Linked DNA regions of Homo sapiens: region 2 is linked to region 1. Evidence: chromatin contacts called from ENCODE Hi-C or POLR2A ChIA-PET data. All regions are on one chromosome and are shown on one strand. Each heading gives the region's core, a stretch centred on a gene start or an enhancer-like site at or near the end of the contact. The rest is flanking DNA. Distances are from core to core; before and after follow the strand shown. Region 1 has its middle 140 kb from the start of ZNF608. Region 2 overlaps LOC101927421 (a long non-coding RNA gene).

What was found. Hi-C counts contacts between places; a loop is a spot of excess contacts on that map. ChIA-PET counts read pairs that join two places held with the same protein, here RNA polymerase II (POLR2A).
Region 2: a loop to region 1 is called in a map of PC-9, with 9 times the contacts of the local background. The contact joins two enhancer-like sites. A Hi-C loop is called at or near these places in 1 of 168 maps with a recorded cell type or tissue (PC-9). POLR2A ChIA-PET finds 5 or more read pairs at or near these places in 1 of 52 experiments (WTC11).

What each region holds. Positions count from the first base shown.
Region 1 is chr5:124,885,957-124,891,762 of GRCh38, forward strand. No RefSeq gene overlaps it. Among named protein-coding and RNA genes, the nearest start is that of ZNF608, 140 kb to the left of the region's middle. Within about 2 kb of position 2,380, at least 6 of the 41 ENCODE cell types and tissues checked have a DNase peak (open chromatin) inside an H3K27ac peak, as active enhancers do.
Region 2 is chr5:125,197,585-125,203,390 of GRCh38, forward strand. The region is part of intron 4 of LOC101927421 (a long non-coding RNA gene); the gene reads left to right. Among named protein-coding and RNA genes, the nearest start is that of LINC02240, 290 kb to the right of the region's middle. Within about 2 kb of position 3,232, at least 2 of the 41 ENCODE cell types and tissues checked have a DNase peak (open chromatin) inside an H3K27ac peak, as active enhancers do.

The DNA.
Region 1 (5,806 bases), core at 1,130-3,629:
GATTTGGGATATAAAGTAAAGGAAAAATAATGTTTGGAATTGCAAATTGGTGATATTTCCAGTATCACCTCTCAGATGGAAATGTGGTTAAAAATGAATGAATGAATCTGTACTCATATGTGCACCAGAATGCAAAGGACCTTAGATTTACATTTCATCTAATAGGATGTGTGACATAAGGAAAGGCTGAAGAAAAGGGTGGCGTGAAGGCCTTGACTGTTATATATTGGTCAATCTATTTCAATTTCCTTGGACTCTAAAGCTCCTCATTTGGCATCCCTAAGAAAGACACAAGAGGTAGAGTAATAGAGTGGTTAAGGGGATTAACTCTAGGCTAATATTCCCTGAGTTCAAGTCCTAACTCTGTTCCTTATTAGCTCTGTAAGCTTTGTGACCCAGTTCATCACCTTTAATATGAGTATATATCATGATATCCATTTCATAGGGTTGTTTACATACTCTATAAAGTGCCTAGAATAGTGACTAACAATATATTTTTGTGTGAAATGACATAAAATCCAGTAGAAGCTTGTAATTAAATGTAGTGGTCATGTGATTACCAAATACCCAATTTGTCAAACTTCATTTGTCATTTGCATGGTCTCCCCTCAGTCTCATCCAGTTACCAGTTAATAATCATGGTTCCACCACTCCAACCCAGAGACGTCCCAACCAGATTGGTATTGAAAAATGGCTGGATTAATGACATGTATTTATTCTGCAGAATACCCACTATGTGTAAGAAGAACTTATAAAAAGCCCAGACTTAAGTGCATTTCAGTTTGGTGCCATCTACTTTGAAAAAAGAAAAAAAAAAGAGCTCTTTGCTTTTGTTTCAATTTATAGACTCAGTGGTGGATCAGCTCATTTAATGAGCTATAGCTGAGAGCAAATACTCCGGGAACGTCAAGTGCTAAAAGTTTGGAGGATTTGATTTTTTTCAGTCCAGTAACCAAAAGCATTTGATCTTTTATTGACAGAATATGGTTGCTGTAAAAAGAAATGAAATGTCCTAAGTATTCAGGGTTGAATAGCTATGAATGCTTTCTATTTTCACTGTTCAAACACCCTTAACTTTATGCTGTGTATAATAATATATTAGCATGTTCAGGGTTTATAAAGAAAATATACTTTTTTTCATGCAGTATTAAAATGGCCCCTTAAAAGTATATATTTCAAGGGAATGAAATTCTCTCAATGTTGTAGTTTTTTTATTAACAATTATTTTTCCAGATTAGTCTTCTGTTCCACCTAGGTAAAACAAGTAAAAATGAAAGTAGCATACAGGGATGTTTCTTATTTGAAAGAGTAGAAAATGTGGTTTTCTTCCAAATTGTGATTTCCTTTGATAAATGTGCCGTTACTTGATACTGGAGACTACGAGCACACTCAAGGGCAACACACAGCCAGGGCCTGGCAGATCCTTGTTGCAGGCCTTTGGAAACAATCCTACTGGGCTAGAATAACAGCTCCATTATTCAGCATGGCAAGTCTATCACCCTACTTACTAGCATAGTTTGGAGGTTAAACAATGGTGTCTCCTGCTACTTACCCATTATCAAATTTCTTCACAATATTTATTTAGACTACTATCACTGAAGCAAGGGCACCAACTCATAAAAACTCAACTTTCTCAGAAGTAAGACTTCATTAAAGAGAACACTCCAAGAGGAAAGTACTCTGGTTAGGAACATTCCTTTACAGTCAAGAAAATCAATTCCAACTTGAGTTTCAAGTATTTCAAAATTACTGGATGAGAGAGATATGTTACTTTTATTAAAAAATTAATGCTCTTTAGAAGACCATCACTTAAATATTAGTGTAATTCATGCTACATCACAGTTAATTGAAAATATCACTGACATTTGTAGATAAGAATGACAATAATAACTGGAAAAATGCATTTAGTTGCCAATGCCTGCAAATAAATGCCGATTTTGCTTACGGCAGACTAGAAAAATAAAAGCAGACCAAGGTATGTTTGTTGGTTATAAGGGTGGGTTGGTCTCATTTAAGTTTACAGTGGGAAATAATATTCATTTGATTTAAAAAAAATCTATGTGAATGATTTAAAGAAAGAAGAAAATCTTTGGGGTAAGTGTTGACATTTAGAATACAGAATCTGCTTTTTACCTTCAGTTGCTGAGAAACTGATCACAGCTTGGTTAATCTTTTACCAGGAAAATGTCCACTGATTAGGTAACTTAGAAACATGTTTATATTTCTTAGCTACTAGGGTAGATCTACCAGCTCAATTTACACGTTAAGCCTAGGAAGTGGAAATTCTTAACCCTGGATATGGATCTGCCCAAACGTCTGTCTTTCATTGGTCTCCAGACTTTGTTTCTATAGCGAAAGCAGCCTCTAGGGGTGGGTGTGTGGGAGAGCGCCCCGGCCCCCAGCAGACACAGGGAGTGAGATATGACAGCACTCTTTAATAATGAAGTGAGCACCGTGGCAAGCCCAGATTCTGAGCAAATTCTCTTTGAAAGGCAAGCAGCTGTGTAATCATTTATCTAGTCTTAGTAGGAAATGGCTTATTTTACACAATTTTCTCAAAAGCAAATTTGAAATCCTCATTGTAATGTGACACCTTCTCTATCCTCAAAGTGCAATGAGGAAGAGAAAATTTAATATAGGAGTCAGCTTTCCCCTCTTATCCTTCACTAACAGCAGCATACTTATTTGATATATAAAAATAATAAAGGTGAAAATTTTGGAAGAGCTGAAGTCACCTTTTTTGGGGGGTGCTTTCATTTTGCTATTGGCTGTTAGTGCTAAGCTGAATTATAACATGTTCCACAACTTTATGGAAGACAAGACTTTGTGTTAACTGCAGAGTAAACTCACCAACTTTTAGTGCTGCCAGTTGTTTACAGTGAAATGGATCCTTGATGTTTTTTTTAGATCCTTGATTTTTACAGCCTTCCAACCACTAACCTTCTCCAGTGATAAATTCTAGGGCAATTTCAAATTCAGAAAGATGACAGTCAATTCCTGAATTTAGGAAGGAAATCGTTTCTTTACATGCTTACTTTGCATTTCAAGTCCGCCAGAAAGGAAGCCCTAGCACATTTGAAAATATCTTGGGAGTTACACAAACGTATGCAAGGCATCTCAGATTTATCTTTGGCATCTCTGCCATTTATTTAGAAGCTGCGCACAAACAGAATCTGTCTTGTCCCATGCAGCCCTTCCATCGCACTAGGAATACATTATTGTGCTTCTGTTTAACATGCAGCCTTAGTGAAAGTACAAATTTGATACAGTTATACTTTTATAACCTTCAGTTTACAGTTGAGCTCTATGCCTTTTTAGTGCTGACTAGAAAATCAGATGGGATGAATCTGGGAATACAGCTTCACAATGTGCATAATCCTGGCTCTGCAACTGAGGAAAATCAATGAGGGGAAGCATTGATCTCCTTGCAGAGTGCAAATGCAGTTAGCTCAGAAACACTCTGCCGGGGATTTTGTTATTCAAGTCATTCAGCTGCACAACATGTTTTCAAACCAAGCTCTTATCATGCAGCAGCTCTCTAGATTCAGCTTAACTCTACTTACACATGCATAAAAAAACATGTCTTCCAAGAGGAAAAATAACTGCATATCCACAGTCAGCTTCTATGTTTGGTCAAGGCTAAGCAAAATAGCCTTCACTTCAGTGACATTTCACTATGTCACTGGGTGGAGAAAACTCCTGCAGGAAGATGTGAGAATGAATCACTTCAGGAAAATATTATCTTCAGCTATGATGAATTTGATGCTTGCCTAGGCTGCTTGGCCAACTTGTTTTCCTTTTTTTCATGAAAAAAAGTAAATGTAACCAAGAAATTATCTGGAGGGCCCACCATCGATATGCACGTGTGTGCAGATACAAAAATGAAATGTATTACATAGCCAAATACAGTATGTATAAAAATATATATTGCAATATTTCATACTTGTTAGTGAAAATATTTTTACAACGTAGTGCCTCCCAAGTGCAGGAAATAAATCAAACCTTTTAAAAGAGATTGCAGATGATTCATTTACTGCTGTCATAATATGGTGTTTTCTTTAATGAAAATTTATATCGTTTTTCCTGGACTCAGTGGAATAAATTTATACTGAAAGATGGAAAGTACTGATACAGTCAGTATTAAACGCATCCAGTACTTGATATGTTGTAAACAGGAGCTTGACCAAGTGAGGTATGGACTGACATCATTTGAATGTACATTTTCTAAGACTTTCCATGTTAAAACCATTCTAAATGTAGTAGAAATGAAACTTGTGGGCCGGGCGCAGTGGCTCACGCCTGTAATCCCAGCACTTTGGGAGGCCGAGCAGGCGGATCATCTGAGGTTGGGAGTTCAAGACCAGCCTGACCAACATGGAGAAATCCCGTCTCTACTAAAAATACAAAATTAGCCGGGTGTGGTGGCGCATGCCTGTAATCCCAGCTACTCAGGAGGCTGAGGCAGGAGAATATTGCTTGAACCTGGGAGGCGGAGGTTGTGGTGAGCCGAGAGCGCGCCATTGCACTCCAGCCTGAGCAACAAGAGTGAAACTCTGTCTCAAAAAAAAAAAAAAAAGGAAAAAGAAAAAAAGAAAGAAAGAAAAGAAAAGAAAGAAAAAGAAAAAAAGAAAGAAAGAAAAGAAAAGAAAGAAAAAGAAAAAAAGAAACTTGTGGTATTTGGCAATGAGACATAGCACTTTCAGGTCAACCTTATGCTAGTATCAGTAAACTACCACCAGACTGATTTAGATTCAGATAATGGATTTGTAGAAAGCAACCTGCAACTGTAAACCTCTGAGTAAGAGGGAAATAAAGCTAGCAGCTCTAGCTCCTTAGGGCATTTTTAAATGTAGGCAGGTGTAAGAAATATTACTAGGAACAGATGACCACTATGAAATCATCAAGAAAGAAGAGAAAATGAAAGATTCATATATAAAAATGTATATATATATTTTTATGTATAAATGTATATATTGAATTATATATGTATTTGTATGTATAAATGTATATATATAATTATATATGTGTGTATATATATAATTTTATGGTTCTGGAATATGAAGCAAGGACTCATGATTGACAAAGGATGGGGGCACAAATCAGAATTGAAGAGAAAATAATTCTCTCTAGTATGGTCAAGATAAAAAGCTTTCCTGGTGGGAGGTGGGAGTGTGGGAGGTCTGATGTACAGGCACATGGATAGGAGGTGAAATATGAACCATCAGGAGTGGGGTCTTATATTAGTGTTTTTGGAGCATCAACTTTGTAAACACTGTGAAGATGGTTCGCCAGGGATTGTGTTGCAGAGTATGGAAAATAAAAATAAGCCAGTCAAAGAACCTGTGGTCCTATGTTAACATTCTCCAGGATTACAAGTTTAGGGTAGGGCAGTTTTTTATTGCCCTTGAAGTGAAAAATGATGTTACTATATGATTCTTACTTTTACGACAATCTAACTGACAGCGTATTGCAATACCTTAAGAGAGATTGTAAAACCTTGAGATTATTCAGTACTGTATTAGTCAGGGTCCTGGCAAGAGAGAGGAGCCACATAGCAATTTGAACAGGGACAGTTTAATATAAAGAGTTATTAATTATAAAAGGAATACGACTAACAAGATATTGATTAGAAGTAAAAACAACTCTAAAGAAAGAATAGCATATTTATATTATATTATATCATGTATACTAGTCACTGCCCTTATGGCTGGCTGAGATAAAGAAATCAAAGAAGAGTCCCCAGGGCTGAGATCTCGATCTTATTGATGGCAGAAAAGGAAAAGTCACTAGTGGAACTTGCTAGGAA
Region 2 (5,806 bases), core at 1,982-4,481, 310 kb after region 1:
ACAGCATATGTTTTACTGCTGTGGAAAGGCAGTACTTGAGAGGAAAATATGATTAAAATAAACTTAGAGATAACCTGATGAATAAATACAAAAAACCCCTCTGTGTTAATTGAAAGTTAGGGTGTGTGTGTGCATGTGTGTGTGTGAAGGAAAGGATGTCTTAGTACATTCAGGAAGTAAGAAAATAAAGAGTACATCTTTCAGTGTTGCCGGGTAGAATGCAGGATTCCCAATTAAGTCAACTTTCAAATGAAAAATGAATAATATTTTAGTATAAGTATATTCCAAATTGTGCATGCTCCATATTCCATGCAATATTTGAGACATTCTTATACTAAAATATCATGAGTTGTTTATCTGAAATTCAAATTGGAGCCCCCTAGTCCCCCACACATCATAATTTATTTATTTATTTTGCTAAATCTGACAACCATAGTTTTCAGCTGCTGTTATTAATGGTTTTAATCAGTGTTCCCAGTGTTCCAGGTGAAAGGACAGCTATCAACAGGCAAATCTATTTTGGAAGATATGATTTCAAATATTTGTATGCTTTTTCTGTTCATACAAATCCAGCAAGGATTTTGAACATTTATCTGAATGATGCAGTCAATAATAAAGCTAGTATGGATAACTTAGGAAATAGATCTCCCCGCCCCACATCCCCAGTTTTAGATTCTGGTTTGGAACTATTTGGATAATTATTTCACTTCGGCTATACAAGCTTATCTTTTTTCCCCCATTTATGAATTTGATCTATTATTTTAGACTAAGATCTATTTGCAGTCATAAAATAGGAGACAGGCTTTAAACACTCTACAAGTACACATTTGTATTCTTATGGTGAGATAGGCATTCAACTGGAAGGTTAAATGGAGTTCAGATAATTTCTTTTTTTATTCTTTGCTCTGGCTTTTGTCTCATGTCTTTCAGCAAAAGTGAATAAAGATGTCTCCATTTTACACCAAAAGATTCAATTACTTTTCAAATGCTGGGTCAACATCTGCAGATGAACAATCTTAACCAACGTATTTTGATTCTACACAAACTTATGTGACACTTTTGTTTTCTCTCCAAGAGCAGAGAATAGATTCAAGCCTGCTATTCTGAGCTGGAGCTTCCACTGCCACTAGCACTGAACTTTTGGCAGGCAGCCAACCAATCTCTGTAGCCCAGTGAAACTGATTCCATCTGCTCCAGCAGTGCAATATATTCCACTTCAGGTCAAAAGCGGGGAGCCAGCAGTATTAACATTACACTAATCTGTAAAGACATTTTCACTGGGCTAGATAGGCTAATGTTACACAGGCTTTCAAAGCTTCAAGGGTAAGGAGCAACAGTAATTGTCAGGGGAAGATACAGTAGGCAGTGGATTCTTGCTGAGAATATTCCAAGATAGTCTAGATGAATGGTTCTAAAGAATGAAGAAAGAAAGAAAGAAATACCTTTTAAAAGAGACAAGTCATTTGCTATCTTGTTAAGCAGGTATTTCAAACACAGCTTTGGATCATATGTTTAGCAATTATAAACTCTATTGTCCTTTTTTTTTTCTCATTTACTCCTGTATCCCCAAAACTTCTTAAGCACACACGTTTACACACACACAACCTCAAAGCCTATTAAATAATTGATGAGAAGTACAATCTCTATTTAATCTCTATTTAAAAAACCTAGCTGGAAATAAATTGCTTAGTATAACCTTGGTGTTATAAAATGAGAACTATTTCCAAGCTCTTAACAGATTTGTTAAATAAAAGTGAGCATGTGGCTAACCCCTCCTCCATCTTCTCCTCCCCCTCTACTTCATCCCAGCTACCCCTCCCTGCTTTTCTGTGGTTTGTAGAAAATATGCATAGTTTGGGGATACACAGCTCTATAATCAATTGCTCTTTAAACATAAGATACCAAGGACTTTATTATAGGCCCTTAATGGAAAATACACTGAAGGAGAATACTCTGAAAGCAGATTAATGTATACGATGGAAATTTAATACCAGTAGCAGAAAGGGTCTTTTTCATTTCCCTAGTTCTTTGGTTGGGGGGAGAAAGGTAGTTTAAGATTCATGCCTTCAGGCACATCAGAAGGCATTAACAACTACATTTCAGGAAATTGTAATGTATAAAAATTCAATTTAGCCTGCTTGATTTTCTTTTAGTAGAAGAGGAAAAATGTTTGGCTGGAAATAAACCGTATGAAAATTCCCACAATTAGGAAGTATACAGCTATGTTTTTGCTATAATTTGATGTTATGCACAGTTGACGTGAAAAATTACTTTTGTGCTAGAATGATAGATTTCCCTCTAGATGGAAATATGCTATCTCTGTAATTTAAAAAGTAACAAAACCCACACATAATTTCAGTTTTCTTTCCTTACAGAGTAAGTGAAAATCTAGGGTTATACAAAGTTTTCACTTATCTTCCTCTTTTTTAAACTTAAATATGAAAGCTGTTTGGAAATTTGTAAAACTATTGGGCTTTTCAATCTCAGAAAATAATGAAGTAAATTTGGCAAGCATTTTTATTGTACATATTTAACACTTACTCCCTCCATTTATTCCTTGTCATAAAAATTTGGCTATAAAAGGAACTAAACTTACATAGAATTGAAGACCTCCCCTTCTTTTTTTTTTTTTTTTTTTTTTTTTTTACAGTTCTCCATCTAAATGGAAAATTCACACAGGGTACAGGCTAATGAATATGCATGAGTCTTCATGCATTGATATACATATGATTTCTCGTCTATAAAGAACGGTTTGGAAGACTTGTTATCTGACCAGAAAAGCCTGTAGTAAGTTGAGATAAAGGATGCTGACTCCAATCCCCTCAGCCTTTGCAACTGCTTTATATTCTAATCACTGCGCTAAGCATCTGTCCCCGGCAGGCAGCTTGTTCAATCTAGCAGATAACGAATGCAGCCCAATGGTGGCTGTGCTGGCCCTTCCCCACGCACGCGAGGAGCTAGTGTTCCATTCCTCTGATTACACAGGCAGCGGGAAAGCACTCTCAGAGCTGTAATTGCCTCCGTTTTGAAACATCTTCACCTGTTAGCCAAAGCTAAGTTGAATCACAGCAGAAATTATTAACAGTGGCTGTTTTCAAGCCAGCTTAATTTGAGCTGATGCTGCTGTTCACTTAACCCAGATGAATAGGTGTGCAGGACGAGAGTCTAAGCAGAGATGACACCCCAATGAATATTCGCTCGCAGCCCTGCTGCGGGGAGCTGGCTTGCACAACAACAGACGATTGTTAAAAAGCTAAGGGGGACTGGGGCGTTGGACGGGACTGGCTCCTCTTCAGGCACCTCTGTGCTCGTGAGAACTTCCTGACTGATGGCTGCTTTTAACAGCTAAATCATTTTTTCAATTAGTTTCCACAAATGTTGGCAAACACAGACTGTTTTTGGGGTTGTGCACAATGGTGTGAGAAACACTACCCTGCTTCCAGAGTGGCCAGAAACACTCTTTTTCAGAGAGCTGAACAGGCATTAAAATTTAATGGTCTGCTTTCATTTTCTCCGCAGTGTGCTTCAAGATGATTATAAATTACAGCATTCTGCTTACTTTTGACGGAATAAGTCATGTATCAGCATTTGATTTAGAAGCTATGTGTGCTTGACATATGAAACACATCTTGCAGATGTGATTTATCACAGAGCTCTTTTTTTTTGTTTCAGGACAAAATAGCTGAACAGGAGGCTCACCATTGTGACAGTGACCGCCATCCCCACAGTGGGGGTATGGCTGTGGCTTCCGAAGATTGAATCTTAGGAGTCTGAAAAATCTGAATTTATCTCTATTTTTCAAGTTGAGGAATTCTTTTGTTTTTCAAAGCTCAACATGATTCCTAAAGATCTCACTCTTTAAAAAAAAAAAAAACAAAACTGCTGGGAAAAGATGGGCAAGGCATTACTAAATATGGGAATTTTCTCCCAAAGTTAGATGGGGTGTCACAGAGCAAGACATCCCCCTGTAATGCCAGGGCAATTTGGGAAGCTGCTGGCTTATAGGGCCTCTGATGCAATATGACTGGCTCAGGAGGCAGGTTGAGAGCAGATGGGGGATTTGTCATTTGGATGGGTATGAGACTAGAGGGATGGTCTATAAAGGCAAAGCCTGATTCTGCTGTCAGCTAGTATATTTCTTTGCCTCTGAATCTATATCTGCTGGTGAACTGAGCTGCAACATGGCCAATCCATTCATTTCAGCATCTCTTTAGCAACAGCTCTGATGACTGTCGCCAAAATAGTTGTGTGAGGACCCACACTGATCATGAAATGATTTAACCAAACAATCAGCTGGGCCATGCTTTATTTACCAAGTCTGACTAATAACTATAACAAAGCTGCAGAAATCCTAAATATTATTTCAGAATCACATTTCCCGTAGAAGGTGTAACTTGGAAGTATATTCCCCTTCTTTGTCTCCTACTGCATCCTTTGCATCCTTATAAAACCAAATTCACGTTTCACCTTACCTCTTCTGTGTAGCTTTATCAGCACCTCCTGTTAGTTATTCATGGCCTCTTCTCTTTGGACAGTCTATTCCAGTACTTGTGACACCGTACTGTAATTATCTGTGATCTTTCTTCCTCCCCCTATGTTATTCTGTAAGACCTAACTCTTAATCATCTTCCTCTCCTCAGTCCCTAGTATACAGCCTGACATAAAATAGGCTCTCAATAACATTTTTAGGTGAATTAATGTTGAATGAATATATAAATGAATGATTATTTCAGTCAAAGGAATATGTGAGAGTATATAGCAGGCCTGGTAATAGTCCCTTAACATCTCTTTCTCCTTTTCATATGGGAAAAGAAATCTCAGTTTTTAGCTGGGCACGTGGCTTCCTGGAATTAAGACTTTGTTTCTCAGCCTCACCTGCAGCTAGGCATGATTATTTTCTAGAATGGGTCAATGGGATGTAGGTGGAAGTGGTATGGTAATTTAGGCAGTGTTCTTGAGCACAGCTGGACAGAGACTGTAATGGCTGCAGCTCTAGCAGTCAGTTTATACTCCAGGGTGTTCTTGGGATTGAAAGCCCTGTACTGCAGAACAAGATTGAAGGAATTGGGGGTTCTGGTACCACAGAGAGCACACTAACCCTGGCCTGATTACTTACAGGTTTCTTGAATGTGAGAGGAGAAAAACAAAAGCAAAAAAAAAAAAAAAAAAACTCACCCTCATAAACTGTGTGAATTGAAATCCTTGCTATGATTTACCAGCAGGACCAGCTACATAATTTGTAGGCTTTGGTGCAAAATAAAAATGAGATATCCTTTGTTCAAACATGATTAACAATCCCAAGACAGCAACAGCACAGATTAAAGCAGATGCATAGAACCCTGTGTGATGAAGCTGACCTTGCTTACAAGGCCTGATATTACTTGATTCCTGCCAAAACTTCTTGAAACTCACTTTGTATCAATGCCATCATCACTTACTGCATTTTAGCCACAGAGGCCTTGTTTCCTGGACAAACTAAACTCTTTCCTGCCGTAAGACATTTGGACTTGGCTTTTCCAAGCTGAGAACACTCTCTCACAGGTAATTGCTGTGCTCATGATTCTCGTGCTGGCTTCTTCTCCATCTTTATGAAACAAGCCAGCATAACCTCCATAGAAGAGTCTTTTTTTAGCACCTCTTCACTTGCAGTATTATAGTGCCTTCTTGTTTCTTCTGAGTCACACCTCTACTGATTTCTTATTATATTGCTTCCTTTTAGAAATTACTAGAATGTAAACTTCTGAAGGGCAGATTCTTTTTGTGTTTTGTTCATTGATATATTATTCATACAGTACACTGCTTGCTT